Regions from separate parts of the Homo sapiens genome. Here region 1 is linked to region 2. A link is a contact called in ENCODE Hi-C or POLR2A ChIA-PET data. All regions are on one chromosome and are shown on one strand. Each heading gives the region's core, a stretch centred on a gene start or an enhancer-like site at or near the end of the contact. The rest is flanking DNA. Distances are from core to core; before and after follow the strand shown. Region 1 has its middle 55 kb from the start of SYPL1. Region 2 overlaps CDHR3 (cadherin related family member 3).

Evidence for each region. A loop is a pair of places that touch in the nucleus more often than their neighbours do. ChIA-PET counts read pairs that join two places held with the same protein, here RNA polymerase II (POLR2A). Pooled maps may share reads with other maps.
Region 1: a loop to region 2 is called in a map of PC-9, with 7 times the contacts of the local background. The contact joins two enhancer-like sites. A Hi-C loop is called at or near these places in 15 of 168 maps with a recorded cell type or tissue (B cell, CD4-positive, alpha-beta T cell, CD4-positive, alpha-beta memory T cell and 9 more), 3 of 37 single-sample maps with no recorded cell type and 25 of 50 pooled maps. POLR2A ChIA-PET finds 5 or more read pairs at or near these places in 4 of 52 experiments (AG04450, activated T-cell, naive thymus-derived CD4-positive, alpha-beta T cell and 1 more).

The regions. Positions count from the first base shown.
Region 1 is chr7:106,054,597-106,060,426 of GRCh38, forward strand. No RefSeq gene overlaps it. Among named protein-coding and RNA genes, the nearest start is that of SYPL1, 55 kb to the right of the region's middle. RefSeq lists enhancers at 2,189-2,238, 2,749-2,798, 3,644-4,195, 3,879-4,038, 4,069-4,168 and a silencer at 4,509-4,628. Within about 2 kb of position 3,480, at least 17 of the 41 ENCODE cell types and tissues checked have a DNase peak (open chromatin) inside an H3K27ac peak, as active enhancers do.
Region 2 is chr7:106,005,852-106,011,224 of GRCh38, forward strand. All of the region lies in intron 8 of CDHR3 (cadherin related family member 3), which reads left to right. Among named protein-coding and RNA genes, the nearest start is that of CDHR3, 45 kb to the left of the region's middle. RefSeq lists a silencer at 3,710-3,899. Within about 2 kb of position 3,945, at least 8 of the 41 ENCODE cell types and tissues checked have a DNase peak (open chromatin) inside an H3K27ac peak, as active enhancers do.

The sequences.
Region 1 (5,830 bases), core at 2,230-4,729, 48 kb after region 2:
CAGGGTGTGTGTGTGTGTGTGTGTGTGTTCGTTCCTTGGCACTCACATATGTTTGTGTGTCTGTGAGGCTGTGTGATGGGATCTGGGAACTGGTGGAGGATGAGAATAAAGGATGGAGCGCTAAGGAGTCAGGCAGGCAAAAACAACCCCCACACACCATGCGGGTGTATGCCTCCCGGGTCCCATGCACCTGGGTATGTGAACCCTGCCACCCTCCTGCACAAGAGCCCAGTCTACTGTGCCTGAAGAGGCTGGACCTGACGCCGGCCTTCCCTTTGCTTCATTTGTGAGATGCCGGCTAGTCCAGTCTGACTTCAGGAGAGCATCTCTGGCTTTTCTGCTCCATTCCTAGTTTTGGTTCTTCCTTAGGAGGCCCCGCAATGGAGGGAGGAATAGAGCAGAGAAGAGGCGGCATTTCCTCATCTCCCCACACTCTGGCCTAGGACCTTGTGATGACTTTCTCTAATTTCAGAGGTGGAGACAGACTTCTTCCAGCCCCCTCCTGTGAAGGGACAGTGGGGCCAACTTCCTTTCCTCTCCTGTGCCAGGTCTTAAAAGCCTGACCTGCATTTTGCAGAAGTCAGGACCGGCTTGAGTTCAATTACAGTAGATTGCTTGATCTCATTTATTTTCTCCTGTATGCTTGAAGTTAGGACAGCTTTAATTTGAAATGGAAATTTATGCAAATACTATGTAAATTAGGTCATTCCCAGATTAACTGGGGGAAAAAATCTGGTCGCCTTAGCAGGCACCATCTGTTCCCTCCTCATTCTTTCCATATCTGAACCCCACCCCCCCTTTCCCAATCAACTTTGAAACTTGTTTTCCTGTGGCTGAGAAGAGAGATCGTTCAAGGGAAGGAAACTAATCCCCCATCAGTTTTCCAGGTGGGTCGTTCCAATGTCTGTTTTGCGGTGAGAAGAGGCTCAGGTGAGAGGCTGGGAAGACTTCAGGGTTGGCTCCGGGTTAATGGTTGCCACACTCCACACATGTGCCGCCTCCTCCTTGTTCCTCTCTTTTCTCTTGGCCTCCGCTTCTCTTAGGATTCTTTTCCTCCTTCTCTTTGCCTGAAGTCTTCTAATGGCACCCAGAAGCCTTCTTCCTCCCTCTTGTGGCAGTCGGAGTAGAAGGGCTTTGGGGTTTTGCAATACCCCCAGAGTTCTTGGGAACTTTTGGGTCCATGTGGGTATTGGTTGGGAGGCTCAGGGCCCAAGCAGGAGGCTCTGTCCCACCCCATGGCTGCAGCTCACGCCTATGGAGCAGGGACAGCTTCAGTCCTGCTCTGTGAAGGCAAGAAAGCCAGGAGCCTCAGAAAAGCTATGGATGTGAGGGAAGCAGGGGGCCCCAGCTTCGTCATTCCGCATCGTTTTCTCCTTTAAGGGGACAAAAGTGAGAAGACTTCCCAGCGATTCATTCGCTCCTCCATCCTGCAAGGAAGCAGAGCCACAGTTGCCCCACCAGGAAGAAGCAACTTGAGGCCGGGTGCGGTGGCACACACCTGTAGGTCAGGAGTTTGAGACCAGCCTGGCCAACATAATGAAACCCTGTCTCTACTAAAAATACAAAAATTAGCTGGGCGTGGTGGCGGCCACCTGTAATCCCAACTACTCGGGAGGCTGAGGCAGGAGAATCACTTGAACCCAGGAGACGGAGGTTGCAGTGAGCTGAGATTGCACCACTGTACTCCAGCCTGGGTGACAGAGCAAGACTCCATCTCAAAAAAATAATAAATAAAAATAAAGAAGCAATTTGAGGGATACTTTTGTTGCTGTTAGCCACTGAGTTTTTTTTTTTTTTTTTTTTTTTAACAGTCTCATACTGTTGCCCAGGCTGGAGTGCAGTGGCATGATCTCAGCAACCTCCACCTCCCAGGTTCAAGTGATTCTCCTTGCCTCAGCCTCCCAAGTAGTTGGGATTACAGCTGCCTGCCACCACACCCGGCTAATTTATTTAGTATTTTTAGTAGAGATAGGGTTTCACTATGTTGGCCAGGCTGGTCTTGAACTTCTGACCTCAGGTGATCCATCCATCCCAGCCTCCCAAAGTGCTGGGATTACAGGCATGAGACACCACGCCCGGCCTAGCCACTGAGATTTTTGAGGCTATTTGTTATTGCAGCAAAACTTAATGAGAGCTTACTACTACACCCTCTCATCTTCCTCAATCTCTCCTCAAAGCTGCCTCAAAATTTAAAAAATTCTTTTATATACTCATGTGATACTTTCTCGCTTTAGGCCAAGTGAAAATAAAGGCATCTTCATAAACATTTGCTTTTTTTCTTGGTTCATGATATGACTGTACAAACTGCACTTGTGTATACGGCTTTAAACCCAGACTTCAGGCAGGGGGAACAGTCAGTGCAAAGGCCCCCAAGGCAGGGACGTCAGGAGTCCATGTGGCTTGGTCAGAGTAAGAAGGTGGGAGAGTGGTAGGGAGTGAGGCTCATGGAGTGAGAGGTGGGCAGTGTGGACCTGAGCATGGGCCCCAGAGAAGGTGCAGTTTCAGGACAGAAGCACAAGGTGGCACCGTGACACTCCCCTCAGTCACTGTGGACCGCATGTGCGGTGGTAGAGAAGACACATCTTCTTATCCTCCAAAATGGCTCTGCCAGGGAATGAAAGTCCAGCCGACTCCAGCAAATTAGAAACTGTACTCTTAGGACTGGAAAAGCTTTCGAGACCTCTCAATCAGGGAGGTTTCCATGTGGGGTCCATGATGCCTATGCATGGACTCCAGGACCCAGGGGATCCCCTGAATTGCAGTGTGCTTTTCAGGAGAAACCTCCAACATTTTCACTCCAAGGGGTCTATGACCCAAAAAAGGTGAAGAACCTCTGACTACCACTGGTGCTCCCACCAAGGCCAGACTTGACAAGAACTTCCTCAGCAACAGGCAGCCCCGGCCAATTCCACATTATTACCAGGTGCCTGGAGACCTGTGAGTCCTTTGCTATCTCAGTGGAGGCACCCAGTAATGCTTGGAACCGCTGGGCCTGAGGACACTCGGGCTCTCCTTCCAGAAACTAGAGCTTTTGTGAGGGGCCAGCAAATTTGCATACGTGCACCCGTGCACACACGCACACACCCCTCTCTCCACTGTCTTTAGATTGAAGAAATCACATCTTCTGCACATGAACGTCCTGTTGGTTCTCAAAGGTGCCTGGATGTTTCTGTGATAAGTAAAATATGATTGCACAATGTGGTTACTGAATTTGCAGTCACTTTGATCATTATATAGTTTCTCACCCACTGGATGTTTTATAGAAGTCTAATATAGAATTGATCTAATTGAAGTTTAATATATATTCGACTCTATGTGTCCAATATAATGAATGGGGCAGGGAGTCTGTCAGATATTTTGAGCTAAATGAGAAACTTCATAATCAAAATGGTGGGAGCCACAGTCTGGTGAAAGGGAGGGGTCGTGAGTGATGTCTGATGGCCAACAGGTGAGCTGGGACGGCGCAGGGGGCGCGGTGGGGGCAGGACAGGAAGCTGCGTGGGCAGCAGGTGGAGGGTGTGAGCAGAAGTGAGACTGGAGCCTGTGGGGTTGCTCAAGTGGAACTGCAGAAGGAGATCAAGAATGAGGGAAGATGCAAATTTTTAATTCAGCATCTTCTAAAAAAAAGTCCCAGAAATGACTGTATTTGCTATTGGTGTTTTAAAATATCCATTAAATACCACATTTGCCAGCATCACTTCTCTTATCCCGGCTGCTCTAGCAGCCTGAATTCTGCCTTTTTCTTCCCTGAGAGCTGGGCTCAGGGAACCCGCGTATCGACCTCAGGGGGTCAGGCCTGCAGGTGGGTGGCTCCCCTGGGACTCTTTAAAACCAAACCCCGAGCAGAAAGGAGAGGCTGAGGTTTGGGGCTCCTTTAAAGGCCTCCTCTCAGCTTGTCTCCAGTTCACTGCCTAAGAATGTCCTCCAGACACAGGCTCTGAGGCCAGAGCTATTGAATATTTATCAAGGCCTCCTGGCAGACGTGGGAGACTGAGAACAGGAAAATCAGGCCCAGGCGGGCATCTGTGGAGCCTGCCTGGGTGCTAGCCAGATGCTGCAAGATTCAAGTTGCCCGTTGACTCTGCAGAGCCTGCCCCGCCCTGTCCTCCCTCCTCGGGGAGGCGTGCATGGGCCTGGCTGCTGTCAGGGTGTTTGCTTCTTGTCACCATCCTCCATACTGACTTCCATTGCAAGCCCTGCCCCACTGTGGCTCCATTGTCTGCAGTGGCCTGGGCTGACCAGCTCAGCCTGGAGCCCTGCCCTGGGACGATGCGGGCTAACACAGTGACACAAAGCCCTGCTTTGTGGCCCTGACAGGAGGATTTATCATTAGCTGTGAGATGGTCCCTGGCAGATCCTGGCATGTGGTGAGCAGACAGATCTGTGCTGATCACAGTATTTTGAGTACCCCCAGTTGAATACAGCATCTGGGGCCCTCAAATCTGCCACATGGATCTTATGGCTTCAGGCTCACTGGCACCTTTTGTGTTGGCCGAAGTACGGGTAGGGGGTAGATTAGGAGCACTAGCTTGTACCCAGTGACGTCTGGGGGCTGGTTTACAGGAAAGGCACCCTAAGGTTGTGCAGGCCCTGACATGTGGTCCTCCTGGCATCTGGGGACAGCATGTCAGGTTTGGGGTCTGCCCATCCTTGCCTTGGGCACAGGTCCCCAAACAACAGCAGCATCCCTGTGGGTGGGATATCTGACCAGCAGAAAATGGAAGTGAATATCTCTTTGATCTTGGAGTGAGGAAGAATTTCTTAAAAATAACACACCAAAAAATCACAAATCATAAAAAAGAAAGATTCATGATTTCAACCACGTTAAATTTAAGAACCTTGGTTCATCACAGGTATTTTAAAGAAACTCAGAAGATAAGCCACAAGCTGGGAAAAGATATGTGTAGCACTTAAGTGACAAAGGATTAGCTTCAAGAATATATCGAGTCCTGAATGCCTGGTGGGGTGGAGGGAGTGGGAAATAGACAGATAGTTCAGAAGAAAAATGGGAAAAAAATATGAATAGGCATTTGACAGAAGAGGCAACACATAGGGCCAGTCAACATAGGGATGTGCTAACCTAGTCAGTGTCCAGGAAATTGCAAAACAGGCAGTGAGATCCATTTCCTCCAGTCTGTTTCCTCCAGTCTCTCTCCGGGGCCTGGAGATGCTCCTTGGATGGTTCTCAGTGGCCCTGGTCCTCTCCCTGGGAAGCCTGGCCTGTCAGGCTCTGCAGAGCCCTCTGTTTTGTCCTTCCCCCAATATCCTCCCACTCAGAGCCTGAGTCTGCCCCTGCCCCTTCCCTTCCTGTCCTCACCAATGGCGAGTGTGGCAGATCCTCCAGTTTCTAGAAACACCTCCTCACTCCATCTTCATCCTTTCCTTTGATGTTTCCCCAGGTCTTATCCGGCCAGGTGGGCTTTAGGGAACATTTTTCTTCCCCCTTTGAAGCCAGGGTCTCGCTCTGTTGCCCAGGCTGGAGTGCAGTGGCACAATCTCGGCTCACTGCAGCCTCCGCCTCCCAGGTTCCAGCAATTCTTCTGCCTCAGCCTCCCAAGTAGCTGGGATTACAGGCATGCGCCACCACGCCTGGGTAATTTTTGTATTTTTAGTAGAGACGGGGTTTTGCCATGTTGGCCAGGCTGGTCTTGGACTCCTGACCTCAGGTGATCCACCCACCTCGGCCTCCCAAAGTGCTAGGATTACAGGCATGAGCCACTGCACCCGGCCTAGAGAGCATATTTTCAATCAGAAAAGTAGTTCGCTGCACCTCACAAGCCCAACACTGAGTTCCAGGAGGACCTCAGGACAGGCTATTGATGGTACGGTA
Region 2 (5,373 bases), core at 2,695-5,194:
GCACCCCTGACTTATCCCTTTAGATCCAGTCTCCACCCTGCTCTGTGCTCCAAGACGCTGACCTGGATGGATACCGTATTAGACTGTTTTCATGCTGCTGATAAAGATATACCTGTGACTGGGCGATTTACAAAAGAAAGAGGTTTAATTGGACTTACAGTTCCACATGGCTGGGGAAGCCTCACAATCATGGCAGAAGGCAAGGAGGAGCAAGTCACATCTTACATGGATGGCAGCAGGCAAAGAGATAGAGCTTGTGTAGGGAAACTCCTCCTTATAAAGCCATCAGATCTCATGAGACTTAGTCACTATCACGAGAACAACTCAGGAAAGACTTGCCCCCATGATTCCATTTCCTCCTACCAGGTCCCTCCCACAACATGTAGGAATTCAAGGTGAGACTTTGGTGGAGACACAGCCAAACCATATCATCCTGCCCCAGCCCTTCCCAAATCTCACGTTCTCACATTTCAAAACCAATCATGCCTTCCCAACAGTCATCCAAAGTCTTTACTCATTTCAGCATTAACTCAAAAGTCCACAGTCCAAAGTCTCATCCGAGACAAGGCAAATCCCTTCTGCCTATGAGCCTGTAAAATCAAAAGCAAGTTAGTTACTTCCTAGATACAATGGGGGTATAGGCATTGGGTAAATACAGCTGTTCCAATGGGATAAATTGGCCAAAATGCAGGTGCTACAGGCCCCATGCAAGTCTGAAATCCAGCAGGGTAGTCAAATCTTAAAACTCCAAAATGATCTCCTTTGACTCCATGTCTCACATCCAGGTCACGCTCATGCAAGAGGTGGGTTCCCATGATCTTGGGCAGCTCCATTCCTGTGGCTTTGCAGGGTACAGCTTCCATCCTGGATGCTTTCATGGGCTGGCATTGAGTGCCTGTGGCTTTTCCAGGTGCATGGTGCTAGCTGTCAGTGGATTTACCATTCTGGGGTCTGGAGGACAGTGGCCCTCTTCTCACAGCTCCACTAGGCAGTGCCCTACTAGGGACTTCGTGTGGGGACTCCAATCTCACATTTCCCTTCTGCACTGCCCTAGCAGAGGTTCTCCATGAGGGGCCACCCCTGCAACAAACTTCTGCCTGGGCATCCAGGCATTTCCATACATCCTCTCAAATCTAAGCGGAGGTTCTCAAACCTCAATTCTTGACTTCTGTGCAGCCGCAGGCTCAACACCACATGAAAGCTGGCAAGGCTTGGGGCTTCCACTCTCTGAAGCAATAGCCCGAGCTGTACCTTGGCCCCTTTTAATCAAAGCTAGAGCGGCTGGGATGCAGGGCACCAAGTCCCTAGGCTGCACACAAGAGAGGGACCCAGGGCCTGGCCCATGAAGCCGTTTCTTCCTCCTAAACCTCTGGGCCTGTGATGGGAGTGGCTTCCACAGAGGTCTCTGACATGCCCTGGTGACATTTACCCCATTGTCTTGGTGATTAACATTCAGCTCCTTGTTACTTATGTAAATTTCTGCAGCTGTCTTGAATTTCTCCTCAGAAAATGGGATTTTCCTTTCTATCGCATTGTCAGGCTGCAAAATTTCCAAACTTTTAAGCTCTGCTTCCCTCATAAAACTGAATGCCTTTAACAGCACCCAAGTCACATCTTGAATGCTTTGCTGCTTAAAAATTTCTTCTACCAGATACTCTAAATCATCTCTCTCAAGTTCAAAGTTCTACAAGTCTCTAGGGCAGGGGCAAAATGCCACCAGTCTCTTTGCTAAAACATAACAAGAGTCACCTTTGCTCCAGTTCCCAACAAGTTCCTCATCTCCATCTGAGACCACCTCAGCCTGGATTTAATTGTCCATATCATGAACAGCATTTTGGTCAAAGCCATTCAACAAGTCTCTAGGGAGTTCCAAACTTTCCCACATTTTCCTGTCTTCTTTTAAGCCCACCAAACTGTTCCAACCCCTGCCTGTTACCCAGTTCCAAAGTTGCTTCCACATTTTCAGGTATCTACAGCAGAGCCCCACTCTATTGGTACCAATTTACTGGATTAGTCCATTTTCATACTGCTAATAAAGACATACCCGAGACTGGGCAATTTACAACAGAAAGAGGTTTAATGGGCTTACAGTTCCACGTGGCTGGGGAAGCCTCACAATCATGGCAGAAGGCAAGGAGGAGCAAGTCATGTCTTACGTGGATGGCAGCAGGCAAAGAGAGAGCTTGTGCAGGGAAACTCCCCCTTATAAAGCCATCAGATCTCATGGGACTTAGTCACTATCACAAGAACAGCACAGGAAAGACTTGCCACCATGATTCAATTTCCTCCTACTGGGTCCCTCTCACAACATGTGGGAGTTCAAGATGAGATTTGGGTGGGGACACAGCCAAACCATATCAGATACCAACCAACTCCCTTGCCTTCCAGCTTCTAGTTGGCCAATGGGGAGTCCTGGAAAGAGAAGGAGAGGAGGGTCAGGCTCTCTCTTTGTGAGCTGGGTGCATCCCTTCCCTGCCTGAAGATCTCCATTCCCAAAAGCAGCTCTCTGTCGCAGGACCTGCTTCCTCCACTGGCTTCCCTGGGCCTAGTGGTGGTAAGGGTGCTTCACTCTCACGAGCCCTGAGATATTGCACCATCTGATGAGATTTCCATATACTCTGTGAGCACCTTCTTCATAGTCCCTTTACTGACCCCTCCTAGAATGATCCTAATTCACCAGCTGCTTCCTGCTGACACCCCAATAACGTCAGTCACAATCTTAAGCATGTAGTAGGTTCCTATCCCAACCTAAGCCCTACAAGTCCATTAGATGGGTGGGGACAGCTGCATGGGTAGTTAGGATTGTGACTTCCACACCTTTACGTGCATAAATTGAGAGATGTCTGGGCCCAGGGGATGGAGTGGAGACAATTTGCAGCATCACACTTACACTTTCTTTGACATTTTAAATCTGTGCTAGAACTCTTGGGTGGTTCCAGTACATCCTGGGAAGCTCCTGCCCTCTTCTGCCCTCCTGCTCTTCCTTGTTCCTCTGCCCTAAGAGGTAGGGGGTGAAGGTTAAGAAGTGAGAATGCCTGGAGAGGGCTGTGCTGTCTCAAATCTTCCTTGTCCATTTTCTCTCTTCAGTGCATATCTGTTAATTGTATATTTGGCTTCCTGCAGTCCAGAGTCCCCTGGAGTATGGGAGGACAGTTTGCAGACTGTGTTCCATATTAGCTGGTGAAACTGCAATTCGAATATCCTAGACTGTCCAGGCAAGACCAAACAGAGTCCTGCACTTGATAATCTTCCCTCCAGATTAGCCCTGAAGGCCAATGTGAAATCCGTAGCTGGACTAACTGCATTTATTACTGAAGATAATCTAACCAAGGCTCAAGTTCCCTCTTTGGGCTCTTCTAGCGGGAGGAACTCTCAGCCACCCTATGAACGCCAAGATGTGAGGAAGGGCAACGAAAGGGACCCCTCCTCTGCAGTTCCAGGGGCGGAGGTCTTCAGCCTAAAGCCCAGCCTCGCGTCCCAAGGCTGCATAAGGGCGGGTGCGGAGAGGGCTGAGAAGCCCTGACCTGCAGCACCCGCCATCCTCCCAGCCTTATACCTTCTCCAGTCCAACTATGTCAAAGCCAAGCACGCAAGCAGGTCAAAACAGAACAAAGTGACAATGGCATGGTTCTGCCACAGTCTCTGACACTTGCTCTTGAATGTTTGTTCCTTCCTTGGAGGCTGTGGGCGCGGTCTCTGCTGTGGAGTTCTTGAGAGCAGGTGGCAGAGCGGGTGAGGTCAGCGCGGCTGCTGGAGGCGGTGTGCTGTGCTCCCGCAGGGAGGAGGGCGGCGTGGAGGAGGCGGGCGCCCCCTGCTGCCCGCGCGGGCTCCTGCAGGCTCCCAGCCTTTCGTACCGTGGCCCCTGAGGCTTTCCCAGGCTGATGATGAATGAGCCCAGGGCCCGACGGAGGCATCCGAGGCACGTGACAACCCCCGCTCTGGTTGTAAATTGTCAGGCGATTCAGTGAAAGCGCTTTGCAAGCTGTTTGTGAGCAAGAGGCGGAGCAGTTTGGCTGATTCAGAATGGGCTGGACACAGTCAACTTTGCATGGGGAGAGAAACATGGTCTGATGGCTGGGAGCGAGGGCAGCTCGCTTTTGAGGCAGGGATTGCTGAATGAGGGGAGTGGCTTTCCAAGTTAGGCGTTTAGGGGAAGAATACCAACTGTCAGGGACGAATGAGAGAACAGGCCAAGCAGCCCTGGAGGGCCAAGTGAGGAGGCCTCTGTTGGAGTGCCTGAAATGTCTGGCTTCGGGACCTTGGATTCTTTAAATGATGCAATCTCCTGGCTTCTGCAGAGTTGAAATCAAGGCTTAGATCCCCAAACCATCTGTGAGCCTGGATACTTATGCATGGAAGTTAAAGTTTACAGTGACTCTAACACTGCAGAGGATCAAGTCTGGATACATCCACTTTCCTGGACAGGCCTTGAAAATGCTCGGAACCACTCTTTCTTCCCCTGTGCAGTGGGGACAAGAATACAAACCTCTCTGAGATGAGGAAATTAGAGATAGTGTTTTTAAAGTGCTTGGTATGATACAGCATGCAGTTGGTGTTTAATAAGTGGTGTCTCTTCTAAGTCCCTATGAATGAAACCATGACATTGTGCAATCAAGGCAGGAATGTTCAGACTCCAATCCTGCTGAAATACAGAGGTGATCTTTGCCAATGAGGCATCGTGGAGACTCCATTACACGCTCCAGCAAGCAAACCTGTTATCCTCAGTGGCCCATGACCATTCTTGCTGTCAGACTTTGCTCCGTATGCACTGAGCCCAGAGCTGATTTTATCTGCCATGAAAAGAGGATGTGGAACAAAGAAGGGAACAGAGTTTGGTTGCAGAGAGAAGTGTATGCTCCAAGAACCAGATGCTAAGATGGGATTAAATGTGCAAGGCTATTATTAGGGGAGATGCCTGTGGCAGAAAATGGGGAGAGAGATGGACAAGGCTGGGCAAGTCATCAGATCATGATGCAAGGCTGATCTGAGTGAAGGAAAGAGGGAGAAAAGGTAGTTGGACATATTCTAGGCTGCCATGCAGTTAAGGAGTGTTCAGCTAGGGCATTGGGGGTCCTGGAGCCAGTGTCAACTGACATAGGACAGGAATGAGCCTTAGTATCTTTGCCATGACCAGTTGTTGGTACGTGGCCTCACCACAAACACAGTGATGGATTTCAGAGCCCAGCAGCTGAGGCCGATGGTCAGTTATGCTCTCATGGTTAAAGGTCTTCCAGGCACATTCTCATGACAGCCACGATATATTTTTGTAAGAAATTCTACCAAGGCAAAATATGATTAAGATAGGTAGCCAAAACAAACAAAAAAGAAAGAAAAGCCGCAAATTCCTCCCTGCTTGCTCTTTATGCATGCTCC